2 separate regions of the Homo sapiens genome follow, and region 1 is linked to region 2. The links are chromatin loops, found by intact Hi-C in ENCODE. Cell type or tissue: HepG2. All regions are shown on one strand. Links, peaks and the distances in the headings refer to the core of each region. The heading gives the core; the rest is flanking DNA.

Region 1 (9,770 bases), core at 1,278-9,277, 180 kb after region 2:
CAGCCTCAAACTCCCAGGCTCAAGTGATCCTCCCATCTCAGCCTCCTGAGTAGCTGGGACTACAGGCATGTGCCACCATGCCTGGCTAGTTTTTTTATTTGTATAGACAAAGTCTTACTATGTTGCCCAGGGTGGTCTGGAACTCCTAGGTTCAAGCGATTCTCTTACCTGGGCCTCCCAAAGTGTTGGGATTACAGGTGTGAGGCATGGTGCTCGGCCATGGTTTGCATGTTTAAATGGTCACAAATAATATTCCACAATACATGGAAACCATGGGAAATTCCCATTTCAGTCTTCACACATATGGTGTCACTGGAACAGAGCCATGCTTATTTATGGAGCATCTACAGCTTCTTTTCACTACAAGGGGAAGTTGAGTAGTGGTGACAGATCTGTGTGGAGTTGAGAATATTTACTACCCAGCCCTCTGCAAAGCCTGCCAATCCCTGCAGAATCCCCCCATCTGGAGAGTAAGAACTGTGTTGCCTTTATTATAAGATTATAATCAGCATGGAGGACTTGTCCATGGTAATATTGTTAAATAGTCGACAGCTCAGAATTAGAGCACCATAAATAGGAACTACTAACCTCGTTCTCCCTTCTCTCCACTCGTCCCATCCTTCCCCGGGCTGCCAGGACATCCTGGTTCTCCTAGGTGGAAAAGCAGAAAACAGGCATGAGTTGAAATTCCATTTCTGATTTTTCTGGCCATTGGTCTCCATCAGCCATGTGTTGGAGAGTCTGGGGGTGACCCCCGCCCTGACGGGCACTCTGTCCTCCACACGAGCGCAGGTGGAGAGAGGCAGGCATGAGCGGGCATCTGGGGTGCTGAGCTGCGTGGGATAAGTGACCTAAGAAATGAACTGAGTGACTTCCCAAGCGCCCATCTCTAGGACGTGCCTAGAGCGCACAGCAAGACAGGACGAAGAGGGAGTGTGTGCAATGGGGACTGACTGTCACAATTGATTGTGTTCCTCTCCTGCGACAAGGACTTGGGACGTGGTCTGAATGTTGGAGGTGCGAGGAGGTTTCCTCACTCTGTTTCTCTTCCATTACTCTTGAGGAGAGTGGAATGGAAGATTTACTAGGCTCCTATGAAAACACAGATGACTATGGTTACGTGACACTATCCCAAGATAGAAGAGAGAGTTCTGGAGGGATCCCTCTAGTGCCTTACACTGGGGGAAATGCTACTAATCGAGCTGGCAGAGAACATCAGGTGAGTGGGGCTCTGCTGACTACACTCAAGTCCTTGTGCTCAGAACAGGCCCCCCTGAGCTCCAGGTCGGCGTGCTATCCGTCAGCGGGTTGAAGGTGGCTCTGGCTATGGCAGTAGAGTGCTCATTGGGCCACAGCTCACCCCAGACTCTGGCTTCTCACAAAGCAGCAGAGACTCCCATACTTCAGACCCACTGACGTGGCTGTGGGGCGACAGGCGCAGGCTGGGCCGGCTTGCAGGTCCTGAGACAGGACTGACACAGGCAGACTTATTTCTGTCACGATGTCTGTTCTCCTGGGACACCAGCGCTCCTGAGTGGGGCCTTGGTCAGCGTGGGACCTCTGAATGGAGGGGGCTTATCCCTACATTTGCCCCTCCCTGCGCTCCCCTTCCCTCCCCTCTACTGGCTGCTCCCCTGTGTCTTCCTCTCCTTCCCTCTTTTTGTTCCCCTGCTTGGCTCTCGTTTCTCCCATTCTCTAGAGCAGTGGCCTCTGAGCTTTCATGATCACGCACCACAACTCACAAAGCATGAACACAGACCCCAATCAGTAGACATTTATATGTTTCTACATTATGCACAGGTAGTATATGAAAAATATGTTTGGTATAAAACATACACAAAAATACACTTTAAGATGGTAAGATAAAAATGAAGTAAATTTTTAGTGTGAGCAATGTGATTGAATGTCCTTCTAAGAAAGAATATATATTACAAATAATACTTATGAATTACATAGAAAAAATAGATATAACATTTGCTTCTAAGAAGTATGTAAAACTTGAAAGAATGGACATTGGTGAGCAGAGGAGAGAAATTCAACACGGAAGAGGTAGAGAAATTTGGTATTGAATATAGAAGTGTTTGTCTTAGTTCTCTGTATTTTGTATCACCTATTTATCTCCTTTTATGTGTAATATTTTATAACAAAAATTTAAAAAATGAAAATCCTAAACATTCAGAAATAAAATACACACAGACACAGACATACACACACACACACACACACACACACACACCACTGTGGTCACAGTGTGAGGGCAGAAGACCTGATTTCATTAAGGGTAAGGTTTTAGTATTCATTTGGACTGGGCTATTTGCTACCGGGGGACTGGAACAGTCTCAATGAGCTGGAGATGTGAGGAGCCAGGAGAAGACACCTCACAGAGCAGATGTGCCGGTTAGAAAGAAATAAAGTTGCTTCCTGGTGACCCTTGGCTTCATCCAGCCCATTCAAAAAACTATCAGGCCACCAAATGCCATAAAGTGAGACATGTTAGAAACACAAACTTATTTGTAAAAAGGTCCATAGAAGTTTTGATATTTTCTTTCTAATGCCACTGAACTGTGCTCTTAACCCAGTGAATCATTCTGCATAAGTCTTAGATATGTGACCCTATGGTCAAGACCAGGCCTCAAGAATGGTACCCCATTCAGAAACCAAGTCTATTGGTTGTTGTTATGGAAAGCACTCAGACTTCCAGGCTTTGGCAAATCTCCCTCCCAGAGGATGGATTCTGTCCCCAGATCCCCAGACCCTGCCTAGGTCATAGATTCATAAGCAGCAGCTGTATGTGTCATCTGTCACTCCGCATCTCCTGCTTCATGACATGATATGGTATTAGCTCTCACCTGCACTGCAGCTGGGTGCTTGCTGCCAAATAATTCATGATCAGATCTCTCTATTGGCCTCGTGTTGCCAAAAATCCAACATACCTGTCACCTGAGGTGGGAGGATCCATGACATTGTATACTACTGAAAATGTCCTGCGGTGTCAGAGATGAGAGAACCCAGGAGGGCAGGGGTCATGGCGATCTGGCCCTGTGCTCTCCACCAGCACCTGGCACAGAGTCTGGCATGGAGCAGACCCCGTGAGTGTTGCTGGGCAGATGGGTGGATGGATGAATGGGGTCAGGCTCCAGTGAATGTTGCTGGGTGGATGGATGGATGGGTTGTGAGTGGGTAGGTGGAAAACCACACAGATGATGAGTGAATGAGATGAAAGTAATGAAGAGAGAAGCTCAAAGGCAGCCGAAGCCGTCAGGTGAGTACCTGCATCGCCTTTGTCACCCTTCGCTCCGTCTCGTCCATCTCTTCCAGGCAGACCATTGTGACCGGGGTTCCCAGGGATTCCAGGGTGCCCTTGCCTGCAGGTGTCCTGTGAGTTTATGTTCCCTGTGCAGATTTCAATGGCAAGCAGAAGCCACCAGATCCTCATGGTTCAGATGACAGACTGAACTGAAAGAGGGAAACAGAAACCCAGAGGAGAAACCTTTGTTGCTGGGGCCCTGGACACAGCCTCCGTTCTGTGCAGTGGGAAATGGATGAGCTGTCCCCTGCCCCAGACCCACACCTGGACAGACTTGGCAGAAGACTCAGGGCAGGGGAGCAAGCTGGTTATTACCAGGATGACATTGTCCTTGGAAGGTAACACTTGTGATTGGAACCACTCTTCAAGCTGAACGGGCAATAAAAAAAAGCCAAGTTTAAGGTCAGGATACTCTTCCGTTCATCATTTCACTTTGAAGAAATCACTTCTCTTAACCACAGACCAATGCTTACTTATCTCACAGGACTATTGTAAAAATCAAATTTTATCACAATATGCATAAAGGCACATGACAAATAGTGAAGCAAACATAGCATTACCATCTGATCCAGCAATTCCACTGCTGTGCATCTACACAAAATAATTGAAAGCAAGGACTAGAACAGATGTCCATGTTCGTAGTTGCATTATTTTCCATAGCAACCCAAGGGTCCCTCAGTGGATAAACAGATACATGCAATGTGGTAGGTCCATACAATGGAATATTCTTCAGCCTTAGAAAGAAAAGAAATTCTGACATGTGTTACATGAATGGACCTCGAGAACATTATGCTAAGTGAAACTAGCTAGTCACAAACAGACAGACCTGGATAACTTCAGTTATAAGAGGTTCCTAGAGCCGTCAAACTCATATAAAGAAAAAGTAGGATGATGGTTGCCAGAGGTGAAGAGAGAAGGAAATGGGAGTTGTTTGATGGGTACAGAGTTTGGGAAGATTTTAAAAGAGTTCTGGAGATGGGTGGTGGTGATGGTTGCACAACAAAGAGAATGTACTTAATGCCACTGAACTGTGCCCTTAAGATGGTTAAGCTGGTTAGTTTTATGTTATATATTTTTTTTACCACATTAAACAATTAAATTAAATTTTTAAAAAAGTAAAGCATTCCAAACAGTCTTACTGTAATGAGAGGTATTCTTTGAGTCAGGGTCTTGTTTTTCTAGGAGGCCACTGTGAAGAAGGGCCACACACACAGAAAACATCACCTAGTTCGGGAGAAGTGCATTTTCAAGTCCTTTCCTCTGTAGACACTGCCCCCACCCCAGGTTATCCATGCAGTTTCCCCCGCAGCAGGAGCTAAGACAACGCTTGGGCAGTGCTCCAAACGGAGCAGCAAACGCAAGGCCTGGAAGGAAGATGAAACGTGGATGGCTGGGCCTCCTGACTCAGCAACGCTCCCACTCAGGGCTGTGGAGCACCCTGTTACTCTCCCACATGGCGCTTGTCATGGCAGGGGCTTGACACTTGTTTACATAATTGTAGGATGAAGAATCTGACTCCCCGCCTGACTGTATTTCCTCATTATTGCCTTCCCAGTACTCAATATTAAACTTGGAACAGCAGATTGAACAAATACTTGTTGAATGAAATTAATGTATCATCATGGGAGATGTCTTAGGATATATATATAATTTTTGGAGACAAGGTCTTGCTCCATCACCAAGGCTGAAGTACAGTCATGCAATCACAGCTCACTGTAGTCTCAACCTCCCAGCTCAAGTGATCCTCCTGCCTCAACCTCCCAAGCAGCTGGGACTACAGGCATGCACCACCACACCCGGCTAATTTTTTTTTTTTTTTTTTTTGAGATGTAGTTTCACTCTTGTGACCCAGGCTGGAGTGCCATCTCTGCTCACTGCAAACTCCGCCTCCCAGGTTCAAGCAATTCAGCTTCTCGAGTAGCTGGGATTACAGGCGCCATCACCACGCCCGGCTAATTTTTGTATTTTTAGTAGAGACGGGGTTTCACCATGTTGGCCAGGCTGGTCTCAAACTCCTGACCTCAGGTGATCTGCCCGTCTTGGCCTCCCAAAGTGCTGGGATTACAGGCATGACCCAATGCCACTGGCCCTAATTTCTCTTCTCTTCTTTTCTTCTTTTTTCCTTCCTTCCTTCCCTCCCTCCCTCCCTTTCGTTTTCTTTCTCGCTTTCTTTTTTTTTTTTTTTTTTTTTGAGACTGGGTCTAACTCTGTTGCCCAGGCTGGTCTTGAATTCCTGAGCTCCCACCTCAGTCTCCCAAAGTGCTAGTATTACAGGCTAAAGCCCCTGCACCTGACTTTTAGGATTTAAAAAATTAAAGTAAAACAAAAACGTGGGCCTAGTGCAACTGGTCAGAACCCAGATCCTCTCACAGTGCTGATAGCCACGTAAATCTGCACATCTTTCTGGAAAAGTTAAAGAGCAAAAGACATCTATGTCTTTCACCCTGTATTCCTATCCCTAAAGTTCTTCCTAATGTTCCAAAACTGTGTGCCAATTGTGTGCCATTACCTGCAGCATTATCTATAACAGGTGAAAAAGTGCATACTACATACTATGTAACAATAGGGGAAAGGTTTACTATGTGTAATAGTATGTAACTGCTGCAATAATCATGAAGGTCATGTAGAAATATGTGAATGATATATGTTGTGCTGAATTTTGATAGCAGACTAAAATGCCATGCACATTATAAATGTACTTAACGACTGTATGAATATTGACAAAAACTCAAAGTGAGTATGTGCAAATAAAGATGGTTGCTTTAGAATGCGGGGCAGTTATGGGAGCTTTTCATTTAAAAAATGCTTTTTTATAGTGCCTACACAAATATTTCTAGATTTTGAAAACCAGCAAGACTCTCTGTCATCCAAAGACTGTATTGCCATCTGGTGGAAATGTCACAGGGTGCAGTCTAATGCAAATGGAGTATTTTTAGAAAAGGAAATGCAGATGTTTCTCTTTGAAGTCACAAATCCGCTCCATTCCAGGAAATTGAGTTGAGTTTTCTTGGAGCCAAATTCCATGAAGAATATACATGAGCCTCCTTTGTTAAACTCAGAAGTGGCTGGAAACAGTCAAATCGAAATTCCATCAACCAAACTTTGTTGAGGGTTCTATAATTTTCATTTTAGCCTTTCAAAATGTGGAGTACAACTATTCCAGGAATAAAATGATCAGAAGATCATAAAGGTGTCAGGTTAGGATAAACTCCAACTTGCTCTCCAGGGAAGAAGCCGCCAGCCTGGAAGCAAATGGTTACTCTTCTGTAATTCTTTCACTAGCTTTGCATACTTGATGTAGGTAGAGTCTATCTAGCTTGTTTATACAGCATGTAGACAACCTTCAGCAAATGATTTTGATTAACTAATATGCGTTCTCCCAAATACGCAGCAAAGTAAGTTGTGGCACTATTTCTGTTCTATTTGTTTGCTTGTTTGTTTGTTTATAGAGATATAGTCTCATGATGTTGCCCAGGCCAGACTCGAACTCCTAGGCTTAAGTGGTCCTCCTGCCTCAGCCTCCTGAATAGCTAGGATTAGAGACATGGCCACCACCCAGCTCAGCACTATTTATTCATAAGAAAATTTAGAAAGTTTATACCTCCTATTTAGCCTCTTCTTTAATGTAGAACATTGAGGGTTTGCACAAGGAATATAGAAGAAATTATATTAATGTTATTTTGAAAAATAAAAAATTACATTTGTGCCTCTCACAAAGTTATGGGTTGGACTCTCAGTTTCATTAGTTCAACTACAGTTACACTCTCGACTTTTTTAATTCTGGGTCTGGTCTTTTTCCAGGAGTGCCTTCTGGAAAGAGCTAGGAGCCTCTTCTGTCTCCCATCTTTCCCTGCAATCACCCACTCTCTCTCTCATCTGAATTACTGTCCTCCCCAGTCCCCACTTACTCTGTACACCACACCTAGACTAGTGATCACTTAGTAGGCACCAACCTGGGTTAGAGCTTTATGAAGATGGTGACTGCATTTTTCTACTTCCTTATTTTCAGTGCCTTATTTTCAGTCAAGTATTTGTTGAATGAATCAATGCAGGCATGCAAGAAATACTATCCTGGTTCCAAATGTGTGTGGACCATCACTTGGGAAGGTGACTGGGTATCAACTCTGATCCTTGTCAGTGCTTTTGTGGAGTTACTAGTTATCTCCAATACCCCTTCTCACCTTCATCCAGAGTAATAGAAATTTTGGCTGGGCTCCTAGCCCCCCACGATAGACTGCACTCCCTAGCCTCCCTTGCAGCCTGGATATGACCGTGAAACTAAATTACGGGCCATGGGAATGAGCAAAAAAAAAGTGAGGCGTGTAATTGTGTGCAATGACCGGCCTTAAAGGGTAAGGGGGTGCCCTTTCCCGCTTCCTGTGTGGGGGTGAGCATGGCATGGTGAACCATGTGGGACTCCTTGAAGGAGGGCAACAGAGTTTGGGGACAGAAAATCCCTGGCCTCAGATGACTCCACAGGCCAGACCTGTCCTGCCAGCACATCTTTGACATGAGCACATGAAACAGAAATAGACTTCTACCTTGCATAAGCCACTGTTATTTGGGGTCTTGACACACAGCTGAGCCCACATCCTGACTAATACAAGGCGTGCACTGCCCAAGGTGTGGCTGCTCATCAGAAGTGAGGAGGCTTGCAGACTACTGTAGTCAGCCAGAGTGACAGCTGTTGGGGACTCACTGAGCATAAAACCCTCCCAGTAATATATGTAAAAAGGAACAACAGTCACTGCCTTAGACAGATCAAGACAAGATCTCTATACATTCATATCGTATGAATGTATAGAGACTAGAGGTCATTCTGCAGAATGCTGTGATCGCATGAGTCAGACATACTGGCTTGGTCGGGGCAAAGGGACACATACTGCAAATAACTTTGAAGTTATTGTTTTTTAGTCCCCCCAAAATAGGTTCTTATTTAATTCATTTATTTCTGGCTCATTTCCCTATGCTTTACCTATATTTGTCCTTTGCTAAAGAATCTCTTGATAAATGTTCACCCAGTGCCCTTCCTGATTAATTTTCTCCAAGAACATCATGTCCTTAATTCAACGGCCAGGGTTATCACTCCTCAAGATTCTTAACTCTCCAAAACTAAGATTTAATACAAACCTGCTAGAAATCAGCTGAGTGGTATCTCCCGGGTTTCCAAACCTCAGAGCCTCAGCTTCCTCCTGCATGCACTGGAAAGGATGAACACCCTCCCAGATCTGACGATCTAAGAGTCCAATAGCTCTAGGGTGCCTTCATCGAATATATTCTCTTTCATGCACTCTCTCTATTGTGCACTTCATAGATTTCTTCTTCAACATATATTGATGGTTTTCTCCTACACTGTAAATTAGCACAGCCATAAATATGAAAATGTATACAAGTTGAATACGTGAACCTGATCAAAAAAAAAAGTACACATTAAAATTTGTGCAAAATAAGCTATAAGCTTCTCTAGAAAGCTCTGTTAAAAAGGTCCATTATTCTCATGACTTATTAATGGTTTCTCTCTCTCCTCCTAGCCAGTGGTAGTGTTCTAGCAGAATTTCAAAACCTGCCTTTGTCTCCTCTTCAGCCTCCTCGAGAATAAATTTTGAAAGCGGCTTACCCCTTTCCTACCCAAAACTCTATAGACATCTGACTATTCTGCAAATTAATAAGCAGGATTATCCCACAGATAATATAAGTGCTGTTTTAGGACCTAGATGCCTTAAATTGAATGTAAATAAATCTTTTCCTAATGAACTTACCTGGACCCGAGGGCTGCAGGCTGGACCCAGATACTGCGCAAACCAAGAATCAAGGACCAGCTAAATAAAATCAGCCTTCCTGCCATACAATTCCCCAGTGGATATGTCTGCAAAATAGCAGGAAGGGGAGGGAACAGAGGAAGGCCAAGATGTCTTCGAAGAGCTTCAAGAATTACGGCAACACTTAAATCAGGTAGCATCTTCTACCAGCACCACTTACTTTAGAAAAGTTAACTCCTTTTGAATGAAATGAGGGAATACTTTCAAGGGGAGTCTGAAGGAAGGAGTGCCCCAGGCAGGTTTCTTTTTCAAAGTGATGTTCATGCCTTTGCTTCAGTGCTTCTCCCTGACCTTGGGGTAATTATGGGCAACAGGACAAAACTGAAGGCTGCTAACAGTGGCTGGGTCTCATTTGGATCCCAGACCATTAGAATTCCTATCACTTAGATTTTCAGATGTGTGTGTCGTAATGCCTTACGAGTTTAGGCATTTGTGTAGGTAAGGATTCAGTGCCCATTCCCCTCTCACTCACAATCACACACTCCATCTAACGCGGAGAACGCGGTGCAACCATTTGTTCTATGCCAATCATGGATTCACTTTCCTCGTGTTTAGTAGTAACATTTATCTAAAACTTATGAATAGCTTCTAGAGGACAGAGGAGCCCAGCCCGGTTTCCCCAGATGCCGCGGTGCACCGAGCAG
Region 2 (9,770 bases), core at 1,052-9,051:
CACGTACATATGTACATATGTATATACATGTGTGAGCGTATATACATACATGTGTGTATACACATACACGTGTGTATATATGTATATACATACACTTGTGTATATACACATACACGTGTATGTGTATATACACACACGTATGTGTATATACATGCATGTGTGTATATACATGCAGTGTGTATATATACACATGCATGTGTATATATACATATGTGTATATATGTATATACATATATGTGTATATGTGTGTATATATCTATATACATATGTGTGTATGTGTATATATCTATATACATATGTGTGTATACGTATATACATGTGTGTATATATGTATATGCATGTATTTGTGTATATATATGTATATATATGATTTACAGACAGGTTTCCATGGCAAACAAGAGCAGATGAAACAAGTCCAAGAGAAATGTAAACAGAAAAGACAAGTCTCAGCCAATCTCTGATGAAACAGGAATACAAACTACCCAAAGGCAACTATTTCAATCATCACAACTAAAATCCCTGAAACATGATGAGAACTACCAACTGAATTAAGACAGTGCACTTTTTTATGAATGTAATAGTCACAGGTTCATGAGACTCTAATGACACAAGGGCAGTCACTTTCTACATACAAATGTATCTCCTTGTTTAATGGTCTAGACAAGTGTTACTGCTTTAATTCATGGCCTTACAAAAAAAATTTGTATATCTTCTTCTGAATCTTGACATTTTCTGTAACCTTGGTAGCTAAGTGCTGACAATTATCTAAATGCAAACAGTTGTTGCAAAAGGATGAAATTAGTAATGATGGGTCCACTGCAGAGAGGCAAAATATAGGTTCATGAAGATTCACAACAGCAATAGGTCTAAAGCTGCCAGTCCCTTTCATGTAAAAAGACAGAAACACACACACAGACACATATATTCATACACATTAACAGACAGTGCAGACATGAAAGAGGTTATTTTCATTCATCCACAGCAAAGGCAGAGCTCTGACTTTTCCTGGTGCACAGCAGTCAATAAATGCTCACTGAATGGAAAAATAGTGCCAAATCCAAAGTTACAAAACCTATTGATGTTTAGTAGTGATTATGCCAATAAAACTGCATCATTTCGACTGAAGGGAATATGGGTGAGTTTTTCTACCATTCTTAGTAATGAGAAGCCATTCTGGGTATCTTAGTGCTAGAATTAGAATAATTTCTTGTTTCACAATTTCCTGTCTCTCAATAATTCCTCCTTTCCCAATCAATCTACGAAGATAAATTCAGGTCATTTAGGGTCCTACAAGACTGTTACAGGAAAGCATAAATATACTCCAATGTATGTATACCATCATAATTTGAATATATATAGAAAAAACAAAATTTGATAGTCCCCCTCTGGCTTGGCTTTCCCCATGCCTCTCATTAGTCATAATTGAATAGTCATTTTATTTATAGCCATAGACTTAGCAAAGACGTCAAAGTGAAACAAATCTAGTCAGGTGTGGTGGCTTAGGCCTGAAATCCCAGGCACCTTGGAGGCTGAGCTAGAAGGATTGCTTGGGCCCAGGAGTTCGAGACCAGCCTGGACAATATAGCAAGACCTGTCTCTAACAAAAAAATAAAATATTAGCCAGGTTTGATGACTCACAAATGTAGTTCTATCTACTCAGAAGGCTGAGATGGGAGGAAAAGTTGAGCCAAGGAATTCGAGGCTTCAGTGAGGTATGATTTCACCACTTTATTCCAGTTTAGGTTACAGAGGAAGACCTTGTCTTAAAAAAAAAAAAAAAAAAAAAAAAAAAAGAAGGCCAGGCATGGTGGCTCACACCTGTAATCCCAGCACTTTGGGAGGCTGAGGTGGATGGATCACTGGACATCAGGAGTTTGAAACCAGCCTGGCCAACATGGTGAAACCCTGCATCCCCAAAACACAAAAAGAAGCCAGGCCACCATGATGGCGGTGTAATCCCAGCTACTTGGGAGGCTGAGGAAGGAGAATCGCTTGAACCTGAGGGGGTGGGGTTGGGGGTGGAGGCTGCAATGAGCTAAGATAGCACCACTGCACTCCAGCCTGGGCAACAAAGTGAGACTCCATTTAAAAAAAAACACATACAATCATTTCAGTAGATGATGAAAACAATAAAATTCAACATACCTTTATGATAAAAACTCAACAAAATGTGCAAGAAGGAACATATCTCAGCATAATAAAGGCCATATATGATAAACCCACAGCTAACATCATGATCAATGCAGAAAGGTTAAAAGCTCTTCCTCTAAGATCCGGAATAAGTGTGGTTACTTTTGCCACTTTTATTCATCATAGTACTGGAAGTCCTAGCTACAGCAATTAGACAGGAAAATGCAATAAAAGGCATCCAAATTGGAAGAAAAGGAAGTCAAATTGTCTCTGTTTGCAGCTGATATGATCATATATAAAGAACCCTAAAAATTCCACCAAAAAACCTACTAGATAAATTTAGTAAAGTTGCAAGATACAATATCAACATACAAAAATGAGTAGCACACCCATGCACCAACAGTGAAATACCTATGAAAGAAATCAAGAAAGCTATTTCATTACAAAAAAATGATACCTAGGGACAAACAACCAAAAAGGTGAAAGATCCCACAATGAAAACCATAAAACATAGATGAAAGATATTAAAGCAGACACAAGTAAATGGAAAGATATCCCATGTTCATGCACTAGAAGAATATTGTTAAAATACCTATATCACCCAGTGTGATCTACAGGATCAATGCAACCCATGTTAAATTACAAAAGACATTCTTCACAGAAATAGAAAAAAAACCTAAAATTCACACAGAAATGCAACATACCTCAGAGAGATAAAAGAATCTTGAATAAAAAGAAAAAAGCTGGAGGCATCACACTACCTGATTTCAAAATATACTACAAATGTATAGTAACCAAAACAGCATGGTACTGCAAAAAAAAAAAAAAAAAAAAAAAAAAAAAAAAAGAGTGAGGGAGCAACAGACAGACATAGACAAATGACAGACAGACAACAGAATAGAGAACTCAAAAATAAATTCACACATTTACAGTCAACTCATTTTTAACAAAGGCACCAGGAACACACATTTGGGAAGGACAATCTCTTCAATAAACTGTGCTAGGAAAACCCAACACCCACATGTACAAGAATCAATCTAGACTGTTATCTTACCATATACAAAAATCAACTCAAAATAAAGATAATTTCAGTGTAGGCCCTGAAACTATGAGACTACTAGAAAATAAAAAATAAGATAAATGCTTCATGAAATTGATTAGGACAAGGAATTTTTAAATAGACATCAAAAGCACAAGCAACAAAAGCAAAAATAGACAAATGGAATTGCATTAAACTTAGAAGCTTCTGCAAAGCAGAGGAAGCAATCAGTAGAATGAAGAAACAATCTAGAGAATGGAAGAAAGTATTTGCAAGCTATGCATCAGGCAAGGGGTTAATACACACAATAGATAAAGAACACAAACTACTCAAAAGCAAAAATACATATAACCCGATTTAAAAATCAGAAAAAGATCTACCCAAAACCTTTGTCCCCCACCATTATTTCCCCACTTTCTTTTTCTGACAGCCTTCAGTTCTCTCCTTGTCATCAGCCTTTTTCTTCATGTACCCCAAAACTTTTTCCCCACCGTCTTTTTGCAAAGCCTTCTCTACTCCCCCATTCACCATACTTTTTCCCCATCCATCTACCCAAAAACTTTTCCCCACGTTTTTCCCCACCATCATTTCCCACTCTTCTGGGCAACCTTGTTTTTCTCTCTCCTGCTCTCATCACCCTCTTTTGCTCCTCCATCTACCCAAAAACATTTCCCCCATCTTTTCCCAAAGCCTTCTCCCGACTCCTGCTTCTCACCACCCTCTTTTCCCCCTCCATCTTCCCAAACACTGTTTTCCCCACGTCTTTCCCCCTCTCCTTGCCACCCTCTTTCCCTTCTCCATCTATTCAAAAACATTTCCCCACTGTCTTTTTGCAAAGCCTTCTCCCAACTCCTGCTCACCATCCTCTTTTCCTCTCCATCTACCCACCCAATTTTTCCCATCTTTTTACAAAGCCTCCCCCCAACCCTGACTTCCCACTCGCCATCTTCTTTCCCCTAACCTGCTTGTCACCCTCTTTTCCCTGTCCATCTGCCCAAAAACTTTTTCCTCACCATCTTTTCTTTCTCCACGGTCTTTCTTTTCCTGCCCACCATCTTTTTGCAAAACCTTGTCTCCCTCCAGCTTGCCAACCTCTTTTTTCTTCTCCTGCTTGCCATCCTCTTTTCCCCCTCTATCTACCCAAAAACTTTTCTCCCCACTGTCTTTTCTCCATATCATCTTTTTGCAAAACCTTCTCTCCCTCCTGCTCACCACCCTCTCTTCCCCCTCCCTCTCAGCACCCTCTCTTCTCCTCCCACTTGCCACCCTCTTTCTTGCCCTCCATCTACCCACAATGTTTTTCCCCACTGCCTTTCTTTTCTTCCCACAGTGTTTTTCCCCACCATCTTTGCAAACCTTCTCCCCCTCCTGTTTGTCTCCCTGTTTTTCCGCCTCCATCTACCCACTTTTTTCCACCATCTTTTCCCCACCATCTTTTTGCAACTCCTTCTTCTGCTCGCCCCGCCATCCACTTTTCCCTTTGGCACTCACCACCCTCTTTACTCCTCCATCTACCCCAAAACTATTTCCTTCCTCCTACCACTCCAGCTGGCTGCAGTCTCCGTTGCTGCCACCAACCACAGCGATGTGAGCCACAGTGGCACAGGCTGCAGCATCCAGCGTGTAGCAGGTGGCTTCTCCCTCTGGTCCTCTAAGCTGGGAACAGAGCAGCTGGTCAGGAAGACACAGAAGAGCCTTAAATGGGCTGATTTCAGCATCATTTATATACAGATGTTATGCAAATGAGGTTTCTGGACTACATGTTCTGATTGGATGAGAGCAAGCCTGAGGACAACCAATTAGATCATGAAAATAAAGTCCAATCAGAGTAGGTCTAGAGGTTTACTCTCATCCAATCCAAATTTGGAGACCAGGAACCACATTCCCATAACCTCAGTATATAAGGTATGCTGAGGAGGCCTCAAGCCATTCCAGGCTCTTCTGTGCCTGTGGGACTACATTCTCTGTGCCGGGCTTAGAGAACACGAAGAGGGAGCCATCTGCCACACTCTGGAGGCTGAAGCCTGCACCAGTGCTGCTCGCCTCACTGTGGTAGGTGGTGGTGATGGAAACTGCAGATCGGCCAGAGTGGTAGAAAAGTTGCTGCAGGGTAGGTATGCTCTCTGGGGCAACCGCAGACTGCGGTTGGGTGTGCTGTTAGGGCTGCACTGCCCATGGCTGCACTGTGCATGGTAAGGGGGGCTGGTTTGGGGTGCTATCCGGGTTTGCATTGCAGGCGGTGGGGCCAGCTGCGGTATGGCGGTGGCGGGGGGTGGTTACACTGCCAGAGGCTACACTGCCCGAGCCAGGAGGCGGGTTATGTCCGCTATTGTGGACTGCTGGCGGCAGGGTGATGGGTTGGGTTGGGTGAGCTATCCGAGGCTAGAATACTGGCGGGGGTGGGGGGGGGCAGTTTGGGGGCACTGACAGGGGTGTGGGGCATTCGTTATCAGGCAGCTCAGGGCTGGCTGGGGGCACTATACGGGGCCATGGAGGGTAGCAAGTTGGGGGTGCTATCTGGGACTGCACTGCCTGTGCCAGGGAGGGCACGGTTTGAAGCCCTACGATGTGCTGGAATGCCTGTGGCAGGGATGGGTCGGGGGCCCTATCAGGGGCTGCACTGCTGGTGGCTGTGGGCAGCAGAGGTGGCAGCGAATAGTGGTGGCCTCCAAAGAAGGGGCTGTTCTCCTCTTCCTGGACTCCAGACTCTAGAGGGCGACAACGTCCTGCTCCTGGTGGAGCTCCGCAGGCGCACAGCATTTCCTCAGGAATCCTGAACACAGCAGGGCCCCCACACCACCGTGGTTCCCTGGCCTGAGCCCTCTCACTCTGTGTTGTGGAGACCACCTGGGACCCCTGGGCACGGAGTAGCAGATACCATGGGGAGAGAGGGCCCTGTAGGCTGAGGCATTGGGAACGGGCACTTGGGTGGAGAGGGTTGGCTGGGTCTCAGTTTCTGCTGCTCCCACCCTCCGAGGAAGGTATCCCCTGTCCCCCGGGGTTCCTGTGGAGTGGGGAGCCGGGCACTGCCATGTCTCCAGTCCCCACCCCAGGCCCCAGTTCCTGGCCGCTTAGACCAAAAGGAGAGGCTGGACTTTGGAGGGAGGGTGCGAGTGCCTTCACTGAAACTGGCCAGTGGCGGGCATGACAAGGTGAGGCTCTAACTCTACCACCTCCTCCATCCTGTTCTAGGTTTTTCTGGCTTTGCCTGCCCAGCTGCTCCATGCCTGGCTAGAGGAGAAGGAGGAGCCACATGTGGTACACTGGAGGCTGGAGCCTGCAGATGGCATGGCTCTGCGGCTCACCTTGCTGCAGTTGGTGGTGGTGACAGAGACTGCAGCTTGACTGTAGTGGTAAGAGGATGCCTGTGGCAGCCAGATGATAGGGGCCTTATAGGGTGGGCCAGTGCATTGAGGGTGACAGCAGAGGTGGTTGTATTGGCATCAGTGCTAGTGGTGGCAGCAGCAGCAAGTCTGGGAAAAGAAAAGATGAAAAAGAAAAATTCACAACTGCCAGATCTTCTCCTGTCTGGAAGTGTTGTGTGTGCTGCCAGTACAGGACACCCGTGGGCCACTGGAGGGGGAATTCAAGACCTTTTCTATGGTGTTTAAAGACAAGGGCGAGTTGTAGGTGGGAACCAAAGTCAAACAAACAGGTGGGGAGGAGAGCTGGGTACTCCCTTTCCCTGACTCAGCCTTTTATTGATGAAGGCAGGGATGGGATGGGGAGAGCTCACCTGGCAAAGACTCCACACAGGTGTGCAGCACACCCTGATGGGGCCAGAAAATGTCACTGTGAGCCCTAGGGGTGAAAGACACAGTGATGGGCTGCTGGGCAACTACCAAGTGTAGAGATCCTGAGTGCCCAGAGAGTTACCAACCACTTCCCTTCCCTGTGCAGATCAGTGGAGGCAGATACATACACAAAATGGGAAGGGGAAAGAAAACGGCTTTCAGATCTCCCCACCATAGAGACTATAAGATTATTCCAGAATGGCCACAATTTTTTCACTGCCCACTCTGGGCCAAACAGTGTCCATACACTACGTCATTCTTATGAGGGTTACTTAGTTCCATTTTATGATGAGGACATTTAGGCTCAACTTGTCCCAGGTCACATAACTGTTAAGTAATTGTATTTTCCAAGAATGATCCTCTTTCAACCTCACGATGATGCTTCCATGGTTGGAAAATAAAATTATTCACAAAAGTGAAAGTACTAGGGGCAGCTGCAGGGCTACAGGCCTTTGAAGACATTGCTCAGTCTCTTCAGATAGTTTCTTTCACATGTTCTATACCTTGGTTCCCCAAAACAACTCCTCCATTAAGACTGCTCAAAATTGAAATAACACTGTGGCACAGATGTTTTGCCCATCAAATTCACAAAGATCAAAAAGGAAGGACTGAATAGGCAGAGTGGGTATGTGTTAAGAAAACATGTTCTCATACACTGTACTACTTGTGGCAATATAAACTGATAAAACTTTGTAGAGGGAAATATGGCCAAGTGAGTCAAAAGTTTTAAACCTGTTAATATCATTTGGCTCAGAAATTCTACTTGTAGGGATTTATCTTAAGGAAATTTTCACAAATGTACACAAAGATTAATTACAAAGATGTTTAGCTTCAATGTTGTTTGGAAACTAACATAACGTGCAATAGAGGCCTGGTGAACTGAGTACTGGGACCTTCACACTGCACAGGGGAGCAAGAACCTCTTCTCTTGCCTCTGCTTTGTGGGATTTTCCAAAATCCTCCTGGCTTCTTTTCCCTTCCCTTCCTTCTTCCCAGAGCAGGGGCCAGCTTTACCTCAGTTGGTAGGTCACACACATTGGGTGGAGATGGTCAAAGGTCCTCTGCTTGGACAAGTTGCTCCCTGTCTTCATTCCTCTGGCCAAGGCCAGTGTTAGGTGGGGACTGGTGAGCTGTCTGGCCCCACAGGGCTAAGCTTTCCTTTAGGTGGGTTTATCCCACTTCTCAACAGTCTAACAAAGAACAGATTCCACAAGCCCACTTCGTCTCTTGCTGCAAGCTATGCCTTCCGATTCTGCCTTCATTAGAAATAAGGGTGATATTTTGGTTCTCCACCTGCTATTTCTCGATTTGGGTGGGGAAGATGGGTGCTACTTACTGAACTCTCCCAAAGACCTTCAAGAACACTGAGCAGAATACCATCTAGCCATAAAAACTGATGTAGAAAAATACTTATGATTGGAGGAAAATCATGGGATTTTAAAGCAAAATAGCAGGTTACAAAACAGCATGTAATAAACAGCTGAAAAAAAACAGGGGCATAGCAATGTATTGTGGTTATTTTCATCTTGCTTTAACCTGTTTGATTTCAAGCTTTATTTTATTTGCACGCAAAGCATCCTAACTGCTGTTGGCAGTCCTTGTGTGCTATGAGACATCCTCACAGTATCCTTCTAAGAAATTCACTGTTTTACTCAAGCTAGTTGAAATTTGCATTCTATCACTGCAGTTAAGAGAGTAAACAAATAAAATGTTCATGTTTCTAAAAACCCTGAAGAAGACAGATTGACAGAGCTACCTTGTATAGCCAGAGAAAAGCAATTTACCTTCCAATTTTCTCAATATGACAGTATTTCATCTATCTCTGAAGATATAAAGACTAAATTAAAAGTGGTAATGTGGACATTAATAAGAAAAGAAAGGGAAATAAGAATTATGAGGATTCATATGTGCTAAGTACATTCAGAAATTTACAATTTCCTAACAAAATGGAAATGTTCTATCAGTTGGAAAAGCATGCAGAAACAATTGTACTTCCATTCAGACATTACCTTTTGAAGCCTGTCACCCCAGTGAGTGAGGGAAGGAAGTAAACATATCTACCAGAGGCAGGAAAAAAACTTACTTCAAAAGATCACTTAGCAAGAACTTCTTAATTATCAACGAAGCTTTGGTGAAGATGCAGCCAGCTGGATATCATACAACAGACACTATATTAGTCACTAGTTAAATAAAGATGAAAGGATACAAGTCCTGACTTCAATTTGCCCACAGTTTAGTGGGGAGATAAACATGGATAAAGTATAATTATAGGTTTCATTTCGTATGCTGGGTACAATGGTGTGTGCCTGTAGTAGTTACAGCTACTCAGGAAGCTGAGGTGGATTTTTGAGCCCAGGAGTTTGAGGCTGCAGTGAGCTATGGTCACACCTATGAATAGCCACTGCATTCCAGCCTGGGAAACATAGCAACACTCTATCTCTTAAAAAAATTTAAAAGAAATTGGATCACGCAATTATGGAGGCTGGCAAGTCCAAAATCTGCAGGGTTGGTTGGCAGGCTGAAAACCCAGGGAAAGACAATGCTGTGGTACAGGTCTGAAGGCAGGCATGTGGACACCCAGGAGAAGCTGATGGTGCAGATAAAGGCAAGAGGCAGTATTCTCAAGAATCCCCTCTTGCTTGGGAAGGTTGGTCTTGTTCTATTCAAGCCTTCACATGATTGGACAGGGCCCACCTATATTTGGAGGGCATTGTTTTACTCAAAGTCCACTAATTCTAATGTTATTTTCATCTATAAACACCCTCACAGAAACACCAAGAATAAATAATGTTTGTCCACATATCTGG

The links. Hi-C counts contacts between places; a loop is a spot of excess contacts. Peaks named below come from ENCODE experiments on the same cell type or tissue, not always from the same donor. Only the 100,000 strongest peaks of a DNase experiment are listed, where the experiment ranks them.
Region 1: it touches region 2 in a loop (21-fold over the local background); 4 of 110 quality-filtered maps call a loop at or near these places.

The regions. Positions count from the first base shown.
Region 1 is chr13:23,893,551-23,903,320 of GRCh38, forward strand. It overlaps C1QTNF9B (C1q and TNF related 9B), which reads right to left and starts at 3,952. Exons shown (of 5, transcript NM_001007537.3): 1 at 3,868-3,952; 2 at 3,572-3,676; 3 at 3,271-3,456; 4 at 589-651. The coding sequence starts at 3,436. In HepG2, for the core only: a CTCF peak has its summit at 6,171 (motif pointing left); a DNase peak (open chromatin) is centred at 6,221; H3K27me3 peaks cover 591 bases.
Region 2 is chr13:23,710,096-23,719,865 of GRCh38, forward strand. No RefSeq gene overlaps it. Among named protein-coding and RNA genes, the nearest start is that of TNFRSF19, 140 kb to the left of the region's middle. In HepG2, for the core only: CTCF peaks have their summits at 5,198 and 5,891 (motif pointing right); DNase peaks (open chromatin) are centred at 5,186 and 5,906; H3K4me3 peaks cover 528 bases.